4 separate regions of the Homo sapiens genome follow, and regions 2, 3 and 4 are each linked to region 1. A link is a contact called in ENCODE Hi-C or POLR2A ChIA-PET data. All regions are on one chromosome and are shown on one strand. Each heading gives the region's core, a stretch centred on a gene start or an enhancer-like site at or near the end of the contact. The rest is flanking DNA. Distances are from core to core; before and after follow the strand shown. Region 1 holds the start of CFAP53 (cilia and flagella associated protein 53). Region 2 overlaps MYO5B (myosin VB). Region 3 has its middle 52 kb from the start of SKA1. Region 4 overlaps MYO5B (myosin VB).

Region 1 (5,511 bases), core at 1,616-4,115:
ACATAGCCTCACCAAGGTGACACATTACAAAGCCACCCTACCATGAATCCGCTCCCAAGGGTCTCACTGCTCACCTGAGGATAACTCAATATAACTATGTGGCTGAAAATGCAAAGCTGAAGACCATGGATTTCATGGTGATTCCAGCAAGTACAGAGATTCTATGAAGCCCACCCAGAAAAAACTTGCTGGTCCTGGCTATTTTTGTGTCATTTATTCAAGTATTGAGAACCTGGCCTGTGGTAGGCACTGTACTTAATACTAGGATACAGAAATGCAAAAGATACGGCCCATGCAATTTTATTAAATGCATCAATATGTATTACAAATGGTGAATGGATTTCCAACTTTATCATGGAATTTAATGCTGAATATATAGAATTCAGAAAATTGTTGGGAGGACAGCCCTTTTGTGAACCTTGTTTGGGGCACAGTAGGAATTGGAAATAATTTAGTTTCTATCTCTAAGCTGTTCTATTTTAAAATTATTTTTAAATTTTTATTGTCCCACTTACTTACATGCTTAGTGTTTCTTTTGGGAGTGGTTTGGTGGGAACAGTGTTGACTGCCTCTGAGAAACTGGGATAGTGGGTGGGAAGATCAAATCAAGGTCACTTCTTTCCAAGGACCCTGAGCGATTCACTTACCTAGGCCGCGGGGGCGGGGGGTTGGCTGAAGGCTGAGGCTCTTGGTGCTCAGCACTGGCCGGACACCTTCAACCTGCTGGTGGGTCCGCCAGGGGGCGCCGGGGCGAGAAAGCCCGTAGTTCCCAGCCACAGTCACCCACCGGGGCCCTGGAGGCACCGCTCGTCACCCATCACCCCTGGCCTGGCCGCCCTGGGGCGTGGTCTCCGTCCGGCGCAAACCCCAGTACTTGGGCTAGGGCCAGAGGGAAGCTGAGTCCCCCTCTTCAAATAGTGGTAAAACAGGCAAAACCGAACCGGGGTTAAATTTCGGAGCTCGCCCAGGGTGAGGGCGGGGCTCGACGACCTAGGACGTTCGAGTGCGGCCGGGTGTCGCCAAGGGTCGGTTTACCCCATCGCCTCAGAAATTCCGACGAGGCCCTTTGGGCTGCACAACCTTGGGAATCCCCAACGGGCGGCCCCGAATCTGCGCCGATTTTCCCAAGCCGTACTTCGGGCCCAAGGCGTTTTCATTGCCGCCTTCCCGGAGGATGTGTGGTGGGGGTGGTTCCGCCCGGACCGACGGGCGGGCCCGGAGCCCGTTGGACTCGAAGATCAAAGAACCGCCCCTCTGGACACTCCAGGAAACCGAGACGACCACCTAATTTGTTTGTTTTCTGTTTCAGGCCACGTAAACTCTTAGTAAATGCAAATGCGTATTTTACTGAACTGCAATTGAAAGAACCGTTATAGAAAAGAACACAAAATGACAGAATTATTAAAAGAGAAGAAAAACATTATTTCGTGGCTGAAAAGCTGAACCAGCAATTCAGGAAATGGAATTCGTATTTAGAAACATACCACATACAAAATCCGAAGTGGGTGGTTTACAAATGATTAAGGAATGCTAATTTACAGTAAATTGCGTCCTTAAGAGGGCATACACATTAGTTGTACTTATTATATGTCAGTTTGACGTAGGTACTGATTTGTTGCATGTGCTCACAAGTGTTCTATGCTCACCCCCACTTTAGAATGGGAGTATCACAGTGTCATTCTTAATTGGCTTTTAGGTATTACCACCTTGCTCTTGACTGGAAATGCAACTGTGGTTACCACCTGTGCTGCAGGTCCGTCCTGGTTCCCTGATTTGTGTTTCCTGTTCTGCCTGGATCCTGATTCTCAGAAACCAGTTACTGGACTTCTGATCCACATCCTGACCCTGGTCCACTGTGACCCTCAGACTCTTAATTATGCTCCACCAGGTCGTGCCACTGCCCCACTAGTCCATTTGATCTGCCCCCATCCTAGGATATCCTGAGTCTAAGCCCTGGTTTCTGCCAATGGCAAATAGGAAGATTTTATTAACAGGTTTTAAAAAATTATTATTATTACTGGTTATTTGGTTTGACAAGGCACTTAGGCTCCCTGAGCTTTGCCTTAGCTGGAAAATAAGGATAGTATTACTTGCTATTCTATCAACCCTGTAAGATATTTGCGGCCACGCGCGGTAGCGCACCCTGTAATTCCAACACTTTGGGAGGCCGGCGGGAGGGGCAGTGGGGAGGATCGCTTGAACCCAGGAGCAGGAGTTCCAGCCTGAGCAACATAGCGGGACCCCCTGTCTCTTCAAAATTTGTTTTTAAATTAGCAGGGCGTGGTGGCGCAGGCTTTGTAGTCCCAGATACTCTGGAGGCTGAGGCCCAGGAGGACGAGGCTGCAGGGAGCCATGATCACGCCACTGCACTCCACCCTGGGCGACAGAGCGAGACCTTGTCTCAGAAAAAATCTGTGAGGTTAAAAGGCTGTGTGTGTGAAAATATCTTGGAAATTGTAAAGAACTACACAAATATAAGGTTTTCCTGTGATTATTACCGTCATCAAGATTAACCTACAGATAGTGCAAAATTTAAGCTTCCCAAAAAATGTTCGCTAACCTTTTTCATACTTTTAGACCATTACAAGATATAAATAGCAAAGTCAACTGGAATTGTAATTAGAGCTTTGATTTTTCTTGGGCTAGAGGTTTTTTCTGCCATTCTGATGAACCCTGGAGGAAGGGAGCAAGGTCGGCGGGATTTGGCCGAGGGGCGGGGTGAGGACTGCGCAGGCTCAGCTTCTCAGCTGGAAGAGGAAGTCCCGAGTGCAGGCGTCTGCGGCCCCCATGGTGACCAGACCGACTTCCGCCCGACCCGCCCACCTCTACCGGCCCCTAATCCCGCGAGGCGCACCATGGCAACCAGACTTCTGCGTCGCGGAAGCGGGTCCCGCAGGTCGCCACGGTTGGGGGAAACGCGGCGGACGCCGCCCCCGTCCCGAAGGGGACTCGAAAATGTACAGCCAGCGGTTTGGCACCGTACAGCGGGAGGTTAAGGGCCCCACCCCCAAAGTGGTGATCGTGGTAAGCACAGGATATGTCTGCCAGACCCTACAGCTTTCTCCATCTCTCCGCACTCCAGGCCTGGCCTATCCCACTTCGGCCCCCACCCGGGGCCTTCTCGAGGGGAACGGGTGTCGCCTGATGCAGTGGGTTGAATTTTGAAAGAAGGAAGATAAGGTCGCTCACCTATCTACCCCACCTCTCACCCACTCATCTCCCTCTGTTTTCATCCTTACAGCCTTTCATCTGCCCCCAAAGTTATAATATTTAGGTTCTGTTTTTGGAGAATCACCACTAGGGATCTTAGGGTTTTTCAGTCTCCAAGACACCGGAAGGATGTCTGTCCCCCATGCAGTGGCGAGTGTGTGTTATGGAAAGGGCACCCGGCCCAGAGACAGATCTGGGGGCAGGGCGGGCCTATGATTTGGAGCTGGTCTTTCACTCCTAGGAAAATCGTCTGAGGAAGGGGAATTAGGTTGTGAGTGGTTATAGCACCCAACGCCTTTCCTGTGCCAACTCAACCAGTAACCATTGCTGGACAGAAGTGTCCCTTCAGACCTGGGAAAAACTCAGGTGCCTGCCTCTAAGGCTGGAGTGGTAGTAGGCCAGGAAAATGTGCTTGCTGCAGAATTTGATGGTTCCTGCTGAGAACCTCAGACACTATTGGTCCATACATGTAGATTTTTTTGTTTCTACAAATTAGTTTCTACCCACCAGAAAACTAACATGTAGGCAGAGTTATTGCTTGAGCCCCTGCTGTGTGCGCAGTATTGTGGGAGATACAGGGGTGGATACAATGATCCTGGAAGGTTAACTCTTTATTGAAGCCTGAGCCCTCCCTTCAAGGAGCTTATACAAGTCAAGTATCCCTTATCTGAAATGCTTGGGACCAGAGATGTCTAGGATTTCAGATTTTTTTTTTGGATTTTGGAATACTTGCATATACATAATGCAATATCTTGGGGAGGGGACCCAAGTCTAAACACAGAATTTATTTATATTTCATTACCTCGAAGGTAATTTTATTTTCCCCTTGGGGATGCTGAATAAATATGTGTTGTTTGCTTGTGTTTTGACTGTGACCCCTTACATGAGGTCAGGTGTGAAATTTTCCACTTATGTCATCATGTGGGTGCTCAAAAAGCTTCAGATTTTGGAGCATTTCAGATTTCAGATTTTCAAATTAGGGGTGCTCAACTTGTAATCCAATTGCAAAAAAAAACTTAGGTAGAATGAAACCACTAAAGGTTAGCACGGTAAATAATGATGTGCTATATTGTCTGTGATGTCAGTTGATGGATGAAAGATCAGTGATACAGTTTTATTATGCTCCACAGTGCACATAGCAAACTTCAGTCAACCTATAGACCTGCTCCTTCTTTAGGTCCAAGTACTGTAAGATCTGGAGCTGGAAAGCAGTAGATGGGACACATAAGTAGGCTGTAGGGTTCAAGGTGATAATTATAAACACACTTCATGAAGGACAGAAGATCTACTTTGGGTTCTGTATCCAAACACTGGGCTCAGGGGCTGAGCCATTGTTGGGTGCTATTACTTGTGTTGGGAACCAATAAGGAACAGAAAACAAACAAAAACACTAAACCAGAGAAGCGGGCTTATTGAATACTTTGCACCTAAGAAGAATTAAGAGGAAAAGGAGGAGGTTAGAGTTGGTGCATCTGCTCCTCCGGTGTCTGAGTGTGATAAGAAAGATAGATGTTAGAGGTAGCAGAATTGTGTTGCAAGAATTAAAGCCACCAGCAGATGAGACTTGGACCCTAAACAATTCCCCAGGAGAAACCTGTGAAAAATTTAATGTCTGAAGTAATGGGACATCAAAAGGAGCAGCTATTTGATGAGTGTCTCCTAGGAATCCATTAGGAGGATACTTATTTTGCTCATTTGACAGGTGAGAAAACTAAGATTCAAAGAGATTAAGTAACTTGCTCCATTCAATTAGTAATGGACAGAGGCCAGAATCAAACCTAGGATGTAAAGCATTGTTCTTTAAGACAACCGAACTGTAAATTGTAATCCTAATAACTATAACTGGAGATGCTACAATAACAGCCTTCAGTGACCTTGAAAACCCACAGTAGTTAGTAAAATATCCTGTGTTTTCCTGACTTTAGCATGGTTTAGAGCTGTGATGTCCAATAGGTAGCCACTAGTCACACATAGCATTTGAGCACTTGAAATGTGCCTAGAGTCACATATTGACAAGATAACATCTTGGATATATTGGTTAAATAAAATATACTATCAAAATTAACTTCCCCTGTTTCTTTTTACTTTTTTAAATGCAGCCACTTGAAAATTTAGAATTACATATCTGTTTTGCATTATATTTATATTGAACAGTACAGACTTTGAACAATACCACGACTGTGCTGGGATTGGCATCACCTTTTTTGAGAACTCCAGGTCATACCCCTAACTTATCAAGAGATTGGGTCCTTCCCAGACCAGAGTCCTTCACATGATTCCCAAGCCTTAAAAGGCTTCCTG
Region 2 (5,513 bases), core at 1,399-3,898, 250 kb after region 1:
CCTCAAGTTCTGGGTTGCATGGCACTCTGATCATGCTTTCCTGGGATCTGAAGGCCTTGCCTACTGTCTGATACCTCCCATCTTTGGCCCTTTCCCTGTGTCACTTCTCTACCAGTTGGGAATCTGTAAGATGGCTCTGCAAAATGTATCACCAAATTGTGATTGCTGAACAGGTTTTCGAGGTAGGCTTTCCAGCCTGGTCTTAGAGCCCATAGTGCTCAAGATGACCAGGACTGGAGGTGACTCTGGTTCCAGCAAGAATCTTAATATGTTCCAGATCAGCCCTTACCAAATATCCCATGGAGCACAATCACAGTGCTCATACCAGAGAGCTCCTAACAGGCAGGACGTGCTGCTTACAACAGGAGCTGTTTATTCAGCAGAGGCTACTGCAAGCACCTGGAGGAGGTGCTTGCTCACCTCGATGGCACAGAAGGTTGGGGCCTTGGAAGCTGTATTGGGATGAGATAATGTGGCGTGACTTCATGTGTCCCCAAAGAAGATAATTGTCAACTACCAGGAAGCCAGCTTCCCTTGCCCTGGGCACACCTGCTGCGCCAACAGAATATTTAACTTAAAACTGAAAATGCCTGTAGATTTTGACAGATGACACTAATGAAATACTAAAGAACACTTAAAAAATTTCACCTTTTGGGATTTTACAAATGTTAAGGGACTTCTTATAACTATTACTGAAAATAGTCAGATTTCAAGAAATAAAATTATTAAAGGAACACCCAGAATAGTTTAAGAAAAAATTTAAGCAAAACAAGCAAATTCTGATCCTGGAAATATTTGAAGATTGCTTTAATTACATTACCCAGCCAAAGGAGTGGTCAAATAAAACAGTTCCCCTACTCATGGGGAAAGCCATAGTTTAATTTTTGATCAAAAATGAAGTTCACTAGGTCAGAGGGGTTCATTTCCCTCCAATGCACAAGATAGTTAAGAACTTGTTTGTACCCAAAATTGTCCTCCCAGAGAAAAAGCCCACACATTTCTGTCTTTGTTTCAGCCCCCTGATCCCTGTCCCGTGAACCCACTGCAGAGGGAATTCCTATCTTTCAGCTTCCCTTCTGTCTGTACAAACTTCTAATTTTTGGTCAAGGTCAACCTTAGGGCTGTTAACATTTTGAAATCTAGCAAGACCCCCAATTCCAGGAGACTTCCCCCAGGGTCATCTTCTCTGAGCCCTCAGATTGTTGAGTCTATTTTGACACAGATGCTTCTCTTTGTCTTAGACGTGCTAGGCATGGTCCCTTACTTGAGCATCAGTCCCTCAAGGGAGCACTTTTCTTACACTTAGTTACACAGCTTAACATTTTACGCAAGGGAGCTGTGCGGTAAAAAATTGCCTAATGGATGGAACAGCTGAACCCCACCTTCATTCCCTTGGGGCCGAGATGTTTGTAGGTACTTGGGTAGAACAGACATCCTTCCCATCCTACAGGGAGAGAAAACACTCCATGTAAAATAGCAGCTGTCCCCTTTGGGCTCCTCATCCAGCCAGAATGGTACAGTGGGGACACTTAAAAAGCTCTGACAGATCTGTAAGGAGAGTCTGGGCTTCATTTACTGCAGGAGATAGGGCGGTAGGTGCCGCATTACAGTGAACTAATGTCACCAAATTGCAGGCTGTATCTCACCCAATCTGATGGCACCTTACACACCTCACCACAACCCATAATGAGAGAGTTAAGGGATCATTAATACTCTCTCTTACAAACGAGGAAACCAAGTTTTACAGAAATGAAATAACTTGCCTGAGGTGGAAATGCCCTTTCAAAGTCTTTTTAAAGAAGACCACTGCATTATCATTAATAAATAACACTGTATAGCTTCTGTTGTAAGTTAACCATACCCGTAGTTTTTTTTTTTTTTTTTTCCTTTCTCATCCATTTTCTCCATAATTTTGGGACTTTTTTTATGTAGACATTTGTGAAACAAAGTATTTACTACTTAATCAGTTTTTCTGCTACTGCTTCTCTTAACTGTGAGCCCTTTGGACCCCGGGTTTCTCTTCCTAACACTGCCCACCTCAATGTCATTTTTATGATACAACCTGGTTTTACTACTTTTTTAAGTAAAGAATTTGAAGGAAGAAGCTAGAGAAATTGACCACAATTGAGGGGGTCAAAGATTCCTGACTTGGAAGTAGAGCTCTGTGTCTTGGATTCTTGTCCATGGTGACTCAGCAAGCATACCCAGCGGCACCTGAGGCTGTAACCTGTGGGAAGTTCTCCCTGCCAGCCCCTCTGCTGGGCTAGGCAGTGGAGGGGGAAGGAGCAGCACTGGGTCCTGCCAGGGAAACCCAAGCTTTGGATAAATCTCTTTGGCTCTGTACTCTTACCGTCTCTGTGAAGCAAGTGAGTGTTTTCTGACCTGCCTCACGTTGTCAGAAGGGAAAACTGAGGTTTCGCATGTGATCTTGAAGTCGGGTAGAATGGATAATGATTGTGAGTTTTGGTCGTCTGTGTTACCTAAGTCTACTATTTTATTGCAAACTCTTGGCCACTTACATCTGTGCTGTATAAAAGGACACTCGAGAGAGGGCAGGGAGGTGAGTAATCCATTGGAATTACTACAAGCAAGATCTTGGGTTACTGTCTCACTGAGCCCAAGTTAGTGAGGGAATCTGTAATTCTCTCAAGAGGGCTGGCTGTTTTTGGCCTGAGGCTGCTATTGCAGAAGCTCAGTGCTTGACATAAGTGTCGTTTTCTCATCTATTGAAATGGTGTCATTTGTCATCTTAAAATCTCAGGGTGTAGGTGCAGTTGGGAGGGATGCCTCAGAAGCCTAAGGTGCTGTGTGGAGGCATGGAGTTGGCATACTCAGACCTGTAGGCCAGGATTTCCCAGATGTTACCACTCCAAGACTGGTGTGGCTGAAAAAAGTGGGTAGTATTCTTCAATTTTAGTTTTGTTAGAGATGTTTCTGAGGTCAGCAAGTTTTCCTGCCAGCCTAATGAATGATTGATTTGTTTTTCATTATTGGGTCTTTTCTGGCCCACTAAAGCGAGTCTGTCTTTCAAGGACTCAGATGTGTTTAGCAACCTTATGGATGTAATTCATTTGTATCCCAGGATCCACAGACTTTGGGACATTGTACTAAAGAGACTTATGAATAAAAGAGTACTTTAGATAAGTACAGCCAGCACTCACTGTGTGCTTGCTCTGAGTTCCACAGTTACATGAATTATCTGCTAAGCCGTGAGGTTGATTATGTCTTTGCTAGAATGCCTTCAGTCTGAAGCAGATTGTTTTCAAAGCAGCCTCTCCTGTGGTTGGACCCATGATGTGTTTGAAGGGTCCTTGCATGGGAGGAGGAAGGAATGCTAACCTTTGTCTACTTTGGGTTCTGAATTTACAGCATGGCTTTCAACAAACCATTCAGCTGCTGTGCAGTCAATGTCACCCAGGAGAAGAGAAGGTAGCAGCCACAGAAGGGGCACCCAGATGCTGAGCAATAGTTCCCTGGAAGGGGAAGCACTTTCTTTCTGGTGAATTTTCAGGGCAGGTTTTCTAGGATGGCCTTTGCATTGGGCCTGGGCGATAAACAGGATTTGCACCTGAATCTTAATGCTTGTGCATCTGTGTACCTCGGACATCCAAAGCTGACCAGTCTACATCATTATTTCAATTGTATGTCTGTCAACAATGTAAGTCCAGTTAATGAGGAAACTGTCTGTATTTCTAGGTGATTTATCATAAGCGAATAGCTAGAACTTGGAATTAATAAAGGTTTCTGTGGTCTTCAGCCAGGAAGAGCAGTTAATACATTCATAAATTAAAGGCTGTTTAGTTTTTTCAAGCTCATCTTTCAGTTCAGTGGTACATTGTATTAGGCTAATGTTGACCATGAACAAGTTACAAGGTATTTGAATTGCTGCCAGTTCCTGAACATGTTTATGTAGTGACCCATTTCTTAAGCTGAGTCTGTAGCAGTGCTTCTTAACCCTAGCAGAACTCATGTTCTAGTAGAATATTAGAAGCACTTGTGGAATTTTAAAAACAAATATCTGGGCCTCACCCCTCAGAGATTTTGATCTAATTGGTGTGGTGTGGGATCCAGCAGAAGTAGTTTCCTAAGCTCCACGAGCACTTCTTAATGTACAGCCAGGGTTGAAACCACTCTGTGGTGAGCAAATAATGGTTCTGCAGTCAGCGTTGCCTCTTCCCTGAACACTACCTATGCTGTCCCACTCTTTACACAGCCTGGCACCTCTGCTTGGAATGGTCTCTGGGAACAGCTCGTGCAGGGCCTGGAGTGTCAGAGGCCCTAACTATACCCACCGTACTACAGGGTCTGGTGCAAGGGTGCTAAGCAGGGCCTGGACACATTCAGATGAGTGTTTTGGAAATATGTTTCCAGCAGCAGTGAGGGGGAATGGATTGAGTAGGGCATAGAATTATCATGGGAAGACCAGTTCTGCTGTGGTAGCATCTAGGAGGGAAAGGAGGAGGAACAGGGCTTCGTGGGGTGGATTAGAAAAAAATTCAAAGCAATACAGCCAGCTTGGCCTCAAGCAGTAAAGGAGAGAAAGGTGTCACGGGCAGTTCCCAGATTCCCTGCTCATTGCTGAGCCATCCCTCGGGAAGGCAGGATGAGGAACAGATTGGTGGGGAGCTAAAGAGCACTGTTTTGGACGTGCAGGCCTTGGAGCGCCTGTGCACCTTCCGCGTGTAGTTGTCCAGTGGGCAGTTGAGCATATGTGTTTGGCTCTCAGAGGAAGTATCTGGGTTGGGGAAATACCAGTGTGGACAACTTGTGGGTAGCAGTTATAATCACAAAGGAAGAGGAGATCACCTCAGAGGCCACCTGGAGAAGTGAGGAACGATCTGTCGCCCAGGCTGGAGTGCAGTGGCACGATCTTGGCTCACTGCAACCTCCACCTCCCAGGCTCACACCATTCTCCCACCTCAGCCTCCCGAGTAGCTGGGACTACAGGCACCCGCCACCACGCCCGGCTAATTTTTGGTATTTTTAGTAGAGTCAGGGTTTCACCATGTTAGCCAGGATGGTCTCGATCTCCTGACCTCGTGATCTGCCTGCCTCGGCCTCCCAAAGTGCTGGGATTACAGACGTGAGCCACTGCACCCAGCCACCATGATGCCCTAAATTTTAAAAAATGTATGGATGAAGCAGTATCTATCAAAGGAAGAATACAAGACTTGTATCTTACTGGTGGCATGCCAAAGAGACAGTGTGGTATAGAGAAAGAGGATGGGTTTTGGAATGAGGGACTCACATGCACCTGGCTGAAATGCCAGCTGTACTACTGGCCAAGGAAAAATCATTTTATTTGAATATACTTGAATATACTCCCTTGCTGCAAAATAGTTTCCAAGAACAAGTGAAATAAGTGAGTTTGAAAAGTGATGTTTATTTGGTCTGACAGGCTACACATTCTATATGTGTATATCATAGTTCACCCCTAGCTAATGACAACATTAGAATAAGTCTGAAAAGCATAAAATCACAGGAAACACGTGCCTCTGTTGCTCACTTTCATC
Region 3 (5,848 bases), core at 2,997-5,496, 160 kb before region 1:
AACTGGCCCGTCTTCTTCAGGGCAGCCATAAGCTGGAACTCAGTAGAGGTTCCCCCTTTGGAGAGGGAAGTGTTGGACCATTTCCATGTTGTCCCAGCCCACTTCCCTGTGACATCACCTACCTGGTCGCTGTGAGCATGCCTGTTTGCACCCCAGCAATATATGGAGGTAGTAGGGTTGATGTTTTTATGGTTGGCACTTGAACAGCTGCTATTCTCTTTTAGGGTTACCCACCGTTTAAATTTTCATGGCCACTAGAGGGCAATACAGATCTATTTTTTTAAAATACAGCAAAGGTTTTTGTTTTTTTTTTTAAATGTTACACGTTCTTAAATATGTGAGTAATTTATATAAATATATATTATATATTTTTATGTGCACATATATACAGGGAAGACTTTTTCTTTTTGATGATGATGAGGAGAACAATGCTATGTGCCAGGCCATGCTGATTGTTAACATTGTTAGATGTAAACAGGAGACACCATCAGTCCTCAGCAGAGACCTAAGACCTGAGTAACTTAGACTCCACCTAGGTAGTTACACATGGAGGAGAAGCACAAACAGATGGTTTTCTTCCCTTTGCTTCCAGCCTCCTAGAGCTATGAATTCTAGCATTCACTTACGTAGCACAGGAGGAGTGAGCTAGCAGAAAGTTTAAGAGCAGAGACCATAGGGGTGTACTACTACCCAAGTTCAAATCCTGGCTATGCCACTTAGAAGACATGGGATTGTAAAAGAAAATAAAACCTCAGGATCCCTAAACTTGTTATGCCCAAGGGACAATTAAGCCTGGGAACTGAGTCATACAACACAGCCATTCGTTTTCCCCCCGAACAGATAGCTGTAATTTCACAGCCCTGTGTTGTGAAATAAGCCAGGTTCTCACAATGACAAAAGGCCATATAACTCTCTGGATGGCCTCCCTCACAAATTACAAGGAAATTCCTTGCTAGCCCCTAAATATTTCAGATGACATATCCCCCCTATAAAACAAGCACATGCCCATGGTAACCTTGGGTCTGCAATCTAAGTTTAACTCCTACAACCAAGTTCTGTTAAATCTCACACTGACAATGTCGATTACAAACTTATCTTCCCAGGTGTAGAACAAGGACAAGCTGAGATCAATCACTCCTCTGCCTCCCCTGAGATGTGTGTGTAATTGACTCTTGCCTCTACTCCCTCTTTTCAGATATTCACCTTATCTTACATAAAACGTAGACTTACTGAGCATGAAGGAGAGCCTTACCAGAATATAATCATTTGCCTCACTGCCTACCCTCCCTCCCTTTGCTTGCTCTGTCCCCTTAAATACTGAGTTCCCGAAACCCTCTTTGGAAACAGCACAGGTCACAGATGTTTCTGTGGCTTGTGTTTTTCCTGGGCATGTCCTCAAACTTTGGCTCAATAAACCTCTACTGATTGAGACATTTGCCTCAGTCACTCATTTATTGGTTAACAGGATGTTTGGTTGGTTACTTTCAGTGTAACATTTTCCACATCTGTACAAGTGGGTTGTTGGGAGGATGAAATGAATTAATATGTGTGGGGCCAGCTTCCTCAGAGAGTGGCCAATGCAGTCTCAGCCCCTGGCTCCTCCTCAGAGGGCCTCTTTTTTGGAGTAATGCTCTCTGGTTGCTGTCTTAAAATTTTTCCTAATTTTCTCTTGGAATCTGTGTTTTATAAGTGAGGTCTGATGAGCCAATGAGGCACATGCCAGGGACTTGGAGCCTCAACTCAGACGTGGTCCTGCCTCCCACTATGTCCCCAGGATGAATACTCTGCCACCTCCTCCCTGGCCCCCTGGGGCAATAGCCACAGGGAGCTAAGCACCAGGAAAGTGTCCTTTGGGAACATAGGTCACTGACAATTGGCCCAGCTTTCAGGGAATTGGGGGCAGCCTTCAAGCTGAATTCTGAGACTCAGCCTTACTGCAGGTGGAGAGAGTAAGGAGTCCTGGGAAGTGAGGCCCAGAGAGGTAAGCAGAAGAATGACAAGAACCAATTTGCTCTAAGCCAACAATAACTGCCCAAACAGTACAATTAACTACAGCAAGAATGGACCCAGATGGAATGAAGAAAAGTTTAGCACATCCCTCAAGATTAAGTATGTTTCTAAAACATCCTTCTTAAAGGATGCTTCTAGATGATCAAGAATCTCTAGTACAAGAAATCATCTTTGAGCTAACTACTAATGATCCCAAAGTAGCATAAACATTAGTTCTTAAAGCACTAGAGATTAAGAAATTCTAAATCAGATGGACATCAACAAGACAACAATATTTTGGGATTTTTCACTAAAATTTTAAAGGAGTCATAAACTTTTATGAAATCAACTGAGAATTCCACAACACCCATAAATTCATCTTATCAGTGATAATATTATAATAAGGACAGCAGTAATAAGTTTATTACTGAATAAGGTAAGGGAAGCAGAAACACTAAGGAGAAAAATTAAATGATGGTTGACTTCAATTAGGAAGACAATAGAAAAAGATTTAAATACTTTTCAACAGTAAATAGAAGACTGACAAGTTATTTCAATTTTAAAATATGCATCAAAAATATTGAAATTCCTGAGGGCAATATATTATGTTTTTAAGCAGTTTACACATTCTAATCCAACAAGTCAAGTCTACTTGGACACAGTAAATTTAGACTGATGGTTTATGACGCTCCAAACTAAAATCGGTATCATAAGACCATAAACAATCCCATTTATGTTTATTTTAATTATGATTAATGGTTTGCCATTTGTGTAGTTTTAAATGCTTTAAATAACCTGAACTTGGAATGAATCAACCTCCCCCTGAATTTACATGAAGTATTAGTTTTTTACCAAATTTGATTACAAATTATGAAAGCAAGTTTTAAAATTACCCTCCTTTGTTTTGTAATGGTAAACATCTTTTTTCAGACCTAAAATCATTCCATTCTGATATAATGGTAAACATTATTTTAAAATATTATTATTTTTGTTGTATGGTTAAATCCCATGGCTTTTCATATTTTGAAGAGTTCTGTAGCACTTTGGTAAATAAATATCAACAAATGATAAAGTTATCATGGAAATATAAATTGAAAGCCTTATTTATAAAAATGAAGTCATAATGCTTTTTCTACTCTTGCTGCTTTCACAACCAAATTTTTCTTTGTTGTATCACCTAATCAAAGTATGATGAGTGGGTCTCAGATTCAGCCTAAGAAAAGGAAGAAATGCTTATAGAAGTTCTAAAGCTAGAAAGATTTATCTACACAACTTACAGACTTTTTTGAGATATAATGTTTATAAAAATTTGGAAGAACCCAAAATGCCTAACAATACAGAACTAATTAAATATATCACATGAGAAAGTATGTATTTATTTTTTTATTTTATTTATTTATTTATTTTTTTTGAGACAGAGTCTCACTTTACTGCCCAGGCTTTGATCCCTGGGATCAAACCAGGAGGTTGGAGTGCAGTGGCATGATCTTGGCTCATTGCAAACTCTGCCTCCTGCATTCAAGCAATTCTCCTGCCTCAGCCTCCAGAGTAGCTGGGACTACAGGAGTGTGCTACCACGCCTGGCTAATTTTGTGTTTTGTAGAGATGGGGTTTCACCAAGTTGGCCAGGCTGGTCTCAAATGCCTGATTCGGGTGATCTGCCTGCCTTGGCCTCCCAAAGTGCTGGAATTACAGGTGTGAGCAACTGCACCCAGCCTGTAGGTATTTAAACTATATTATAAAACAGTATTTATTAACATGAAAATGTTTATAATCTATCACATGTTAAAAGCCAGTCATACATGTATTACATAAGGCTCTTTTTGTAAATTTGATAATGTGTATCTTTTTGGAAAGGAAAAACACTAGAAGAATTTGTTTTCACTCTTAATGGTGATTACCTTTGGGGAGATGGTGCTGTTGCGGGAATCAGGAGACTGGAGAGACCTCTGGGTGGAACAGGAAGATTTTATTGAATGCACTTAGGCCCCGTGGATTAACATCCAAAGGCTGGGCTCTGAACAAAGACAGGGCTTGACTTTTATACACACTTCTGAAAGGTGGTTGGCTAGTTTGAAACAAGTTTACAGTGGCGTGGAGTGCAGTGGCATGAAAGCAAGTGTACGGAAGCAGAACAAAGGCAGTTAATCAAACTGTGACAGGTTCATAACTCAGGCTTTCATGTGACTCTTGCTATGCGGCCCAGATGGCTGTTATCTCAGCTTGCTCAAGAGCCTTGCACAAGCTTATCTCATATCCTTCACTATGGTGCCTAGATGGCTGCAGTCCAGTCCTGCTCAGGCATGTCTCATGACCTTCACTGTGCTACTCAGATGAAAAACAGAAATTTACAGTCACTAGTTACAGAAAATAGGAATCCATAAACTCATAAAACTTGCAGAGCAGAGTACAACCACATGGAGTGGGGAGGAATTTTGTGGGGGACGTTTACTCATACCAAAGGAGAGAGGAAAATTTGTTTTTCTTTTTCACATTTCCTGCTTCAGTGCATTCTCTAATGACTTTTTCTCTTTCTTTCTTTCTTTCTTTCTTTTTTTTTTTTTTTTTTGAGATGAAATCTCACTGTGTCACCCAGGCTGGAGTGCAGTGGCGTGATCTCAGCTCACTGCAAGCTCCTCCTCCTGGGTTCACACCATTCTCCTGCCTCAGCCTCCCAAGTAGCTGGGACTACAGGTGCCTGCCACCACGCTTGGCTAATTTTTTGTATTTTTTAGTAGAGGCAGAGTTTCACCATATTAGCCAGGATGGTTTCGATCTCCTGACCTCGTGATCCACCCGCCTCAGCCTCCCAAAGTGCTAGTATTACAGGCGTGAGCCACCGCACCTGGCCTTTTTTTTTTTTTTTTTTTTTTTTTTTTGAGAAGGTATCTTGCTCTGCCACCCAAGCTGGAGTGCAGTGGTGTGATCTCAGCTCACTGCAACCTCTGCATCCCGGGTTCAAGTGATTCTCTTGCCTCAGCCTCCCCAGTAGCTGGGATTACAGGCACCCACCACCATGCCTGGCTAATTGTTTGTATTTTTAGTAAAGACAGGGTTTCACCATGTTAGCCAGGCTGGTCTCGAACTCCTGACCTCAGGTGATCTGCCTGCCTCGGCCTCCCAAAGTGCTGGCATTGCAGGCATGAGCCACCACACCTGGCCCCTTATGACTTTTTTGTTTCCTTATGAATGTCTATGCATAAGACACTGTCTGGAACATTAAATCATCTTGAAAGTGCATGTCTGTGGGATCATATCTGGACTCTCAGTTAACAGAAAACTTGTAAATAATTTACGATTTATCTTTTTAAAAAGTTAGAGCAGATTCATATTTATCCCTACAATGACTTATTGCTCACTTTATATTCTTCTACATGCTCTCTTAAGCAGGGAAGAAAAGGGTAAGTATAAGATACACTTGAAGGTTGGGCATACTCCTGGATTCTCACCTGTATATGTGTCATTTATGGCTATGTTAGATGCTGTTCCTTCTACTTGGAACCCATCTCTTCCTAATCACTCTCAGGTCTAAGCATAAGTGCAACTTCCCCCGGAAATTTTCCTTGATCCCTTGTGTTAGGCTATTCTTGCATTGCTATAAAGAAACACCTGAGGCTGGGTAATGTATAAAGAAAAGAGATTTAATTGGCTCATGGTTCTGCAGGCTGTATCAGCATGGCTCCAGCATCTGCTTCTGGTGAGGGTCTCAGGAATCTTCCAATCATGGCAGAAGGTAAAGAGGGACTGGGGGAGCAGGTGTGTCACATGGGGATAGCCAGAGCAAGAGAGACAGGCAGAGGTGCCACACACTTTCAAACAACCAGATCTCATGAGAACTCACTATCAGGGGGACAGCATC
Region 4 (5,219 bases), core at 1,428-3,927, 170 kb after region 1:
TCTAATTCTTTGGCCTGGGGGGTTTTGGGACAGGCTAGTATTTTAATGTGCATGTAGAACACTGGGGATTTTTTTTTTTAATTCATTGGTTCTGAGGTTAGAGATTCTGCATTTCTAACAAGCTTGCAGGTGCTGCTGCTCCTGGTCTAGGGACTATACTCCAGAGCCAGGTTCTGATTCTCTCTTCTGGGCTGTGCAGGACTGGGTTGGAGCAGCCTTCACCCTGCATCAGAGGTATTTTGCTAATTGTGGAAACTCTTTGTCTGGCATTAGTATTCCTAATCTGTAGCCACTCTTGCATTTCTAGCTTTTCATTGGATCTGTGTGTTGCTGGACCATTGAGGAGGTTCCTTACCTGGCTTTTCTCCACCTGGATCGTATTCCTGCTGTGAGTTCCCTCCCAGCAATCTGTCTTCCTTTTCTAAGAGTTAAGATTTGGAGGCTTTTTTTTTTCTTTAAGTTCTGGGTAGGATATGTATGCAGAACGTACAGGTTTGTTACATAAGTATGTGGTGTGCCATGGTGGTTCGGTGTACCTATTAACTCGTCTCTCCCCTCGCCCCACAACAGTTCTCAGTGTATGTTGTTCCCCTCCTTGTGTCCATCTGTTCTAGTTGTTCAACCCCCACTTATGAGTGAGAATAAGTGGTATTTGGTTTTCTCCTCCTGTGTTAGTGTGCTGAGAATGATGGCTTCCAGTTTGAACCATCCAAGGACGCAATCCTTCCTTCACCCAAGGACATGATCTCATTGCTTTTTATGGCTGCATAGTATTCCGTGGTGTATATGTACCACACTTTTTAAATCCAGTCTATCATCAATGGGCATTTGAGTTGGTTCCATGTCTTTGCTATTGTAAATAGTGCTACAATAAACATACGTGTGTGTGTCTTTATAGTAAAATGATTTATATTCCTTTGGGTATATACCCAGTAATGGGATTGCTGGGTGAAATGGTATTTCTGGTTCTAGATCCTTGAGGAATTGCCACACTTTCTTCCACAATGAACTAATTTACATTCCCATCAACAGTGTAAAAGCATTCCTATTTCTCCACAGCCTCACCAGCATCTATTGTTTCTTTACTTTTTAATAATCACCATTCTGATCTGCATGAGATGGTATCTCATTGTGGTTTTGATTTGCATTTCGCTAATCCGTGATGTTGAGCCTTTTTTATGTTTGTTGGCTGCATAAATATGTCTTCTTTTGAGAAGTACCATATCATTTTCCCAGTTTTCGATGGAGTTGTCTGTTTTTTTTTCTTGTAAATTTAAGTTTCTTGTAGATTCTGGATATTAGACCTTTGTCAGATGGGTAGATTGCAAAAATTTTCTCCCATTCTGTAGGTGAGGCATTTTTATAGTTATTTTTTCTTTTTAATATGTGTCAATCAATATGCCTAGGACTTACAGAGAAGATGGCCCCATACAGGAATATGATGGTCCAGGACTCAGGGATACCTGGCTGGTGCCTCACTAAGTACCCCTCTTCCCTGTGACCTTCTTTTTCCCTTCCATGTAGCTTTATCAAGGTACAGTTGACAAAATTGGCACTTAAGGTGTACAACTTGATGCTTTGATGTACATATACATTGCGGAATGATTATCATCAAGCTAATTCACATACTCGTCATCTATCACCTCACATAGTTACCATTTTGGGGGATTTGTTTTGTGGTGAGAACACTTAAGGTCTACCCTCTTAGCAAACTTCAACTATACAGTATGCTATTGTGAACTATTGTCCCCATGCTGTAGGTTAGATCCACGGAGCTTATTCATCTTGTAACTGATTGTTCAATACCTCCCCATTTCCCTTCCCCGGACCTGTGGTCTTCTTAAGGAACAATTGCCAAATAGTAACTGAAGTTCTAGGTTTTCATTGGCCCAAGCCCTGTCCCTCCCAAAGCAGAGTTCTGGGTGGGAAACTGCAGTTTCGGGTGATGCTGCTGGCTCCAGCTCTCCCTCAGCCACTTCCGCATCTAGGGGTCTTGCCATGCTCTGATTGATTGTTCCTTGCAAAGCAAAGACAAGAAGAAGAGAGCAGAGAAAGAGCCCAGTGCTTTAGGAGGAATCTTCAGCTCTGGTTTGGTTTGCTGATCCCTAGACCTGGAAAAGAGAGGGGAGATGCATGCATAGTATGTGGCTTTTGGCCCCCAGTGACTGTGCCTGAGCAACAGCTAGTACCAGGTAATGTCTTGGACCCTGACCAGTCAGTACGATGTGCTTTGGGGAAAGAGGAGAGAAGTAGAAAGTGGGGAGGGTGGTAGGCAGAGGGGTAAAACTTCCCTTCCCTCCATACCATGCAGGCCGTTTCTCACTTGAATATAGTTGAAGCATAATTCTGTGCACTAGTTGAGGTCTTCCTGTGGTCAGTGGGTCTGTTGACTTGCAGTAATAGATGCTTCACAGATACCAAAGGAAGCTGGGAGTCTTGTGTCTGAAAAGGTTATTCTCTCAAGCTTTTGCTGGTGCAACACAACCAGCATCATATGTTCCTGCCTTCAGTGTGACAGCTCAGGAGGAAACAAGATCCTGATTTAGCAGAAGCAGATGTCTCATAAAATACTTTAACCATGACAAAGTGAAACTGTGAATTAGTCATTTAAGTATTTACTCTAGTGAATATCCAAACAGATGTGCTCATGTAGAAAAGAAAATAAGCTCCTTCCTTCTGTCATTGGACCAATGTGCATGTGACTTTATAGTGTTCTTCCGGTTTCTAGCCAGGTTGTTGCTGAAATATCTTGGCTGTGTATCTTGGATCTGAGCTTGGAAGGCACCTATAGTGATGTGGGAGGTAAATCTCTGAAGGTTGCTTTAGGACACTGAGAATCTGTGTGTAGACTGTGGAGCCCTGGTCCTATGTCCAGTGTCCTGAACTGGCCCAGTGAACCCATGGCAGGCACACACGGGCCCTAGTAAATAGTAGTCTATATTTAGCCCTTTTGGTGGAGGATAAAGTTTATATATCTAATGTCAGGTGCCCATTGGCATCAACGAAGCCAGTTGGCTTTACAGGGGGAACATAAGTACAAGATACCGTGTATTTCTCAGCTAACTATTCTGCAAATTCATGTAAAGATGGTTGCTGAAATTATGTGGAACTTCATCCCCACCACTTAAAAGCAGCTCAAAGCTCCAGTCCTTGCCATATGTTTCCTGGGGGCCCAAATCACCCCTAATTGAGAATGTCTCACTTAGAGTAAGATCCTTGTGTTCTGTGGTGGCCTGTTGGTAGTAGAACCCCAAGAATCAACTACGTTTTACTTACAAGGCTGGCTGACTGGCTGGCTTTGCATCTAAGCCAGGCTTTTGGGAGTGGAAGGAACCATGGCATCTTGTTAGACTTCTGTTCCTCCTGTTCCCTAAGTCTCTACTGTGTGTCCCACTGTTGCTAAGTATCCTTGAAGCACAGTCTTCCTGTGTCACTTATCCACTCTGGAACATCAAACAGCTGCCTGTGTTGAGAAGCCTCCATGATCCTGTCCCACTCTACCTGTCCAAACCTACTTCTCATTATTGCTTGACATGCCTTTTTTGTTTCAGGTGTTTTGGGTTTTATTGTATCAGTTGTTCTTATTCTGAACAGTAGGTACAAAAGATATGAACACTGTTGTGTCTTAGGTTGGAAATGTGCATCCTCAGACTTTAAGAAACTCCAGATTGAGACAAGCTTGGATGCGGATTGAATTCATGGTCAGAAGATGAATTAAATGGAAAGAAAAAAAGGCAACTTGTGCTTGAAGCCTCTAAGCAGTTGCTGAGACTCATTCAGCTCTTGTAGTTGTGCTTGGATCATTCATATAAAGGCCGTTTTAATCTGTTCTTCAGATTCATTCAGGGGAGTATAAAGGTTTACAACTTTGACAGTGGGGCTGGGTGTTGACAGAGGTGACTAGGAAGCTGGTGGCCTTGGCATCCTTAGGGTTTTCTTCTGGGATTACAGGAGCTGGACTGCAAGGATCAGAGGTTCCATCATCTGAACTGCTGTCCTTTGGTGAAGGTTTCTTTCCCAGCTGCTCAGTTGACCACTGTTGGTACCTGGATTGCTTATGCTCCAAGAGCATGTATTGGAGTCATTACATTGATGATACAGAGGAGCTTACTACATTGTCCATGTTATCTATGTTATTTCATTTCTGTTTCTAAGACTTTCTTTTTCTTCTGCATAAATCCTACCATCTCTGCAAGCCTTTCCCAGTTAATCCAGTCCCCATGCCACTGTGCTTCCAATCTGTACCACACAGTTGGACATTTACCTTTTCAAAGCTAAGTTGTAGTTTGTAAGCTACTTGAAGTTAAGGCAGTCTATTTCCTTGTTGTGTATTTGCTTCCTCACAGCCAGCCTAGTAACCAGTAGATATTTTGGTATTGATTTTGATGGGACTCTTTAGGACATCTAATATGAATGTTATAACTTCATTGGAATCCATAGAACATGGCAACTAAGTTTGGAGCCTGTAACTCCAAAGCAACGATTGCTAGTTTACACCTTGCCCCTTAAACAATTGGAACAATACACCTATAAGATAAAAAAAAACCTGATTTTAAGTAACATAGTGTTTCCACGAATCTGTTGGTATTAACTGTTGTTGAAGTATACCCCTAAGTAAGTAGACAAACTGACCTGCTTGATGGAGGATGTTGGATATAAGCAAGTTATATTGTGGAGTAAATGTTAAAGCAAATATTTTATTTCGAAGGGAATTCTTTACTCTGACTTCCAGAGGTGCTCTCTTGGCTTAGACTTTGAATGTGGTTCAGGGTGTGAGAAGTTGGTCATTCTTGTCCTTTCCTGACTCATACCACTAGCCTCTTTGGCAAAAAGCAGTGTGTAGTTTCTTTGTTTAGGGTAGAGCATTAGTTTCCAGGGTGGTGACTTTTCTTTGCTGGTCTGAAGTCATGCTGTCTCCAGTTTCCTGTTTCATTCTCTGCTCCTCCTCAGTTTCACCAGGGTGTGTGATCCACTGCCCTCATTTCCTTGTTGGCAGTGGGTCCTTTGGCACCTGCGGCTGCTTCATGGGCAGTCAGGGTTTGCCTGTAGGCCCCGAGAGGCTTGGGACTTGCAACAGAAGTTTACCATCCTTCCCTAAGCACTGGCTTGTGTCATTTGATGACTACTTATTCAGAACCTGGAACTTTCTGCCTGTGAGGTCGACATACCCATCATGCTTATTGCCTGGAGAGGAAGCCCTACATTCTGCTGCTGCTGCA

Evidence for each region. Hi-C counts contacts between places; a loop is a spot of excess contacts on that map. ChIA-PET counts read pairs that join two places held with the same protein, here RNA polymerase II (POLR2A). Pooled maps may share reads with other maps.
Region 2: a loop to region 1 is called in a map of naive thymus-derived CD4-positive, alpha-beta T cell, with 22 times the contacts of the local background. The contact joins the enhancer-like site here to the promoter of CFAP53 in region 1. A Hi-C loop is called at or near these places in 3 of 168 maps with a recorded cell type or tissue (GM12878, endothelial cell of umbilical vein and naive thymus-derived CD4-positive, alpha-beta T cell), 11 of 37 single-sample maps with no recorded cell type and 11 of 50 pooled maps. POLR2A ChIA-PET finds 5 or more read pairs at or near these places in 1 of 52 experiments (WTC11).
Region 3: a loop to region 1 is called in a map of heart left ventricle, with 5 times the contacts of the local background. The contact joins the enhancer-like site here to the promoter of CFAP53 in region 1. A Hi-C loop is called at or near these places in 2 of 168 maps with a recorded cell type or tissue (heart left ventricle and mammary epithelial cell), 3 of 37 single-sample maps with no recorded cell type and 14 of 50 pooled maps. POLR2A ChIA-PET finds 5 or more read pairs at or near these places in 2 of 52 experiments (HEK293T and activated T-cell).
Region 4: a pooled map shows a loop between it and region 1 (2.9-fold over the local background). The contact joins the enhancer-like site here to the promoter of CFAP53 in region 1. A Hi-C loop is called at or near these places in 1 of 168 maps with a recorded cell type or tissue (GM12878), 5 of 37 single-sample maps with no recorded cell type and 8 of 50 pooled maps. POLR2A ChIA-PET finds 5 or more read pairs at or near these places in 1 of 52 experiments (H1).

What each region holds. Positions count from the first base shown.
Region 1 is chr18:50,263,849-50,269,359 of GRCh38, reverse strand. It overlaps CFAP53 (cilia and flagella associated protein 53), which reads left to right and starts at 2,865. Exons shown (of 8, transcript NM_145020.5): 1 at 2,865-3,024. The coding sequence starts at 2,956. It overlaps MBD1 (methyl-CpG binding domain protein 1), which reads left to right. Exons shown (of 17, transcript NM_015846.4): 17 at 1-514. RefSeq lists a silencer at 654-923 and enhancers at 1,084-1,273, 2,900-2,969, 3,140-3,269, 2,616-3,461.
Region 2 is chr18:50,010,651-50,016,163 of GRCh38, reverse strand. The region is part of intron 4 of MYO5B (myosin VB); the gene reads left to right. Among named protein-coding and RNA genes, the nearest start is that of MIR4320, 110 kb to the left of the region's middle. Within about 2 kb of position 2,648, at least 3 of the 41 ENCODE cell types and tissues checked have a DNase peak (open chromatin) inside an H3K27ac peak, as active enhancers do.
Region 3 is chr18:50,423,694-50,429,541 of GRCh38, reverse strand. No RefSeq gene overlaps it. Among named protein-coding and RNA genes, the nearest start is that of SKA1, 52 kb to the right of the region's middle. RefSeq lists a cis regulatory region at 3,867-4,487. Within about 2 kb of position 4,246, at least 3 of the 41 ENCODE cell types and tissues checked have a DNase peak (open chromatin) inside an H3K27ac peak, as active enhancers do.
Region 4 is chr18:50,097,594-50,102,812 of GRCh38, reverse strand. All of the region lies in intron 1 of MYO5B (myosin VB), which reads left to right. Among named protein-coding and RNA genes, the nearest start is that of MIR4320, 26 kb to the left of the region's middle. RefSeq lists enhancers at 2,321-2,470, 1,820-3,019. Within about 2 kb of position 2,677, at least 3 of the 41 ENCODE cell types and tissues checked have a DNase peak (open chromatin) inside an H3K27ac peak, as active enhancers do.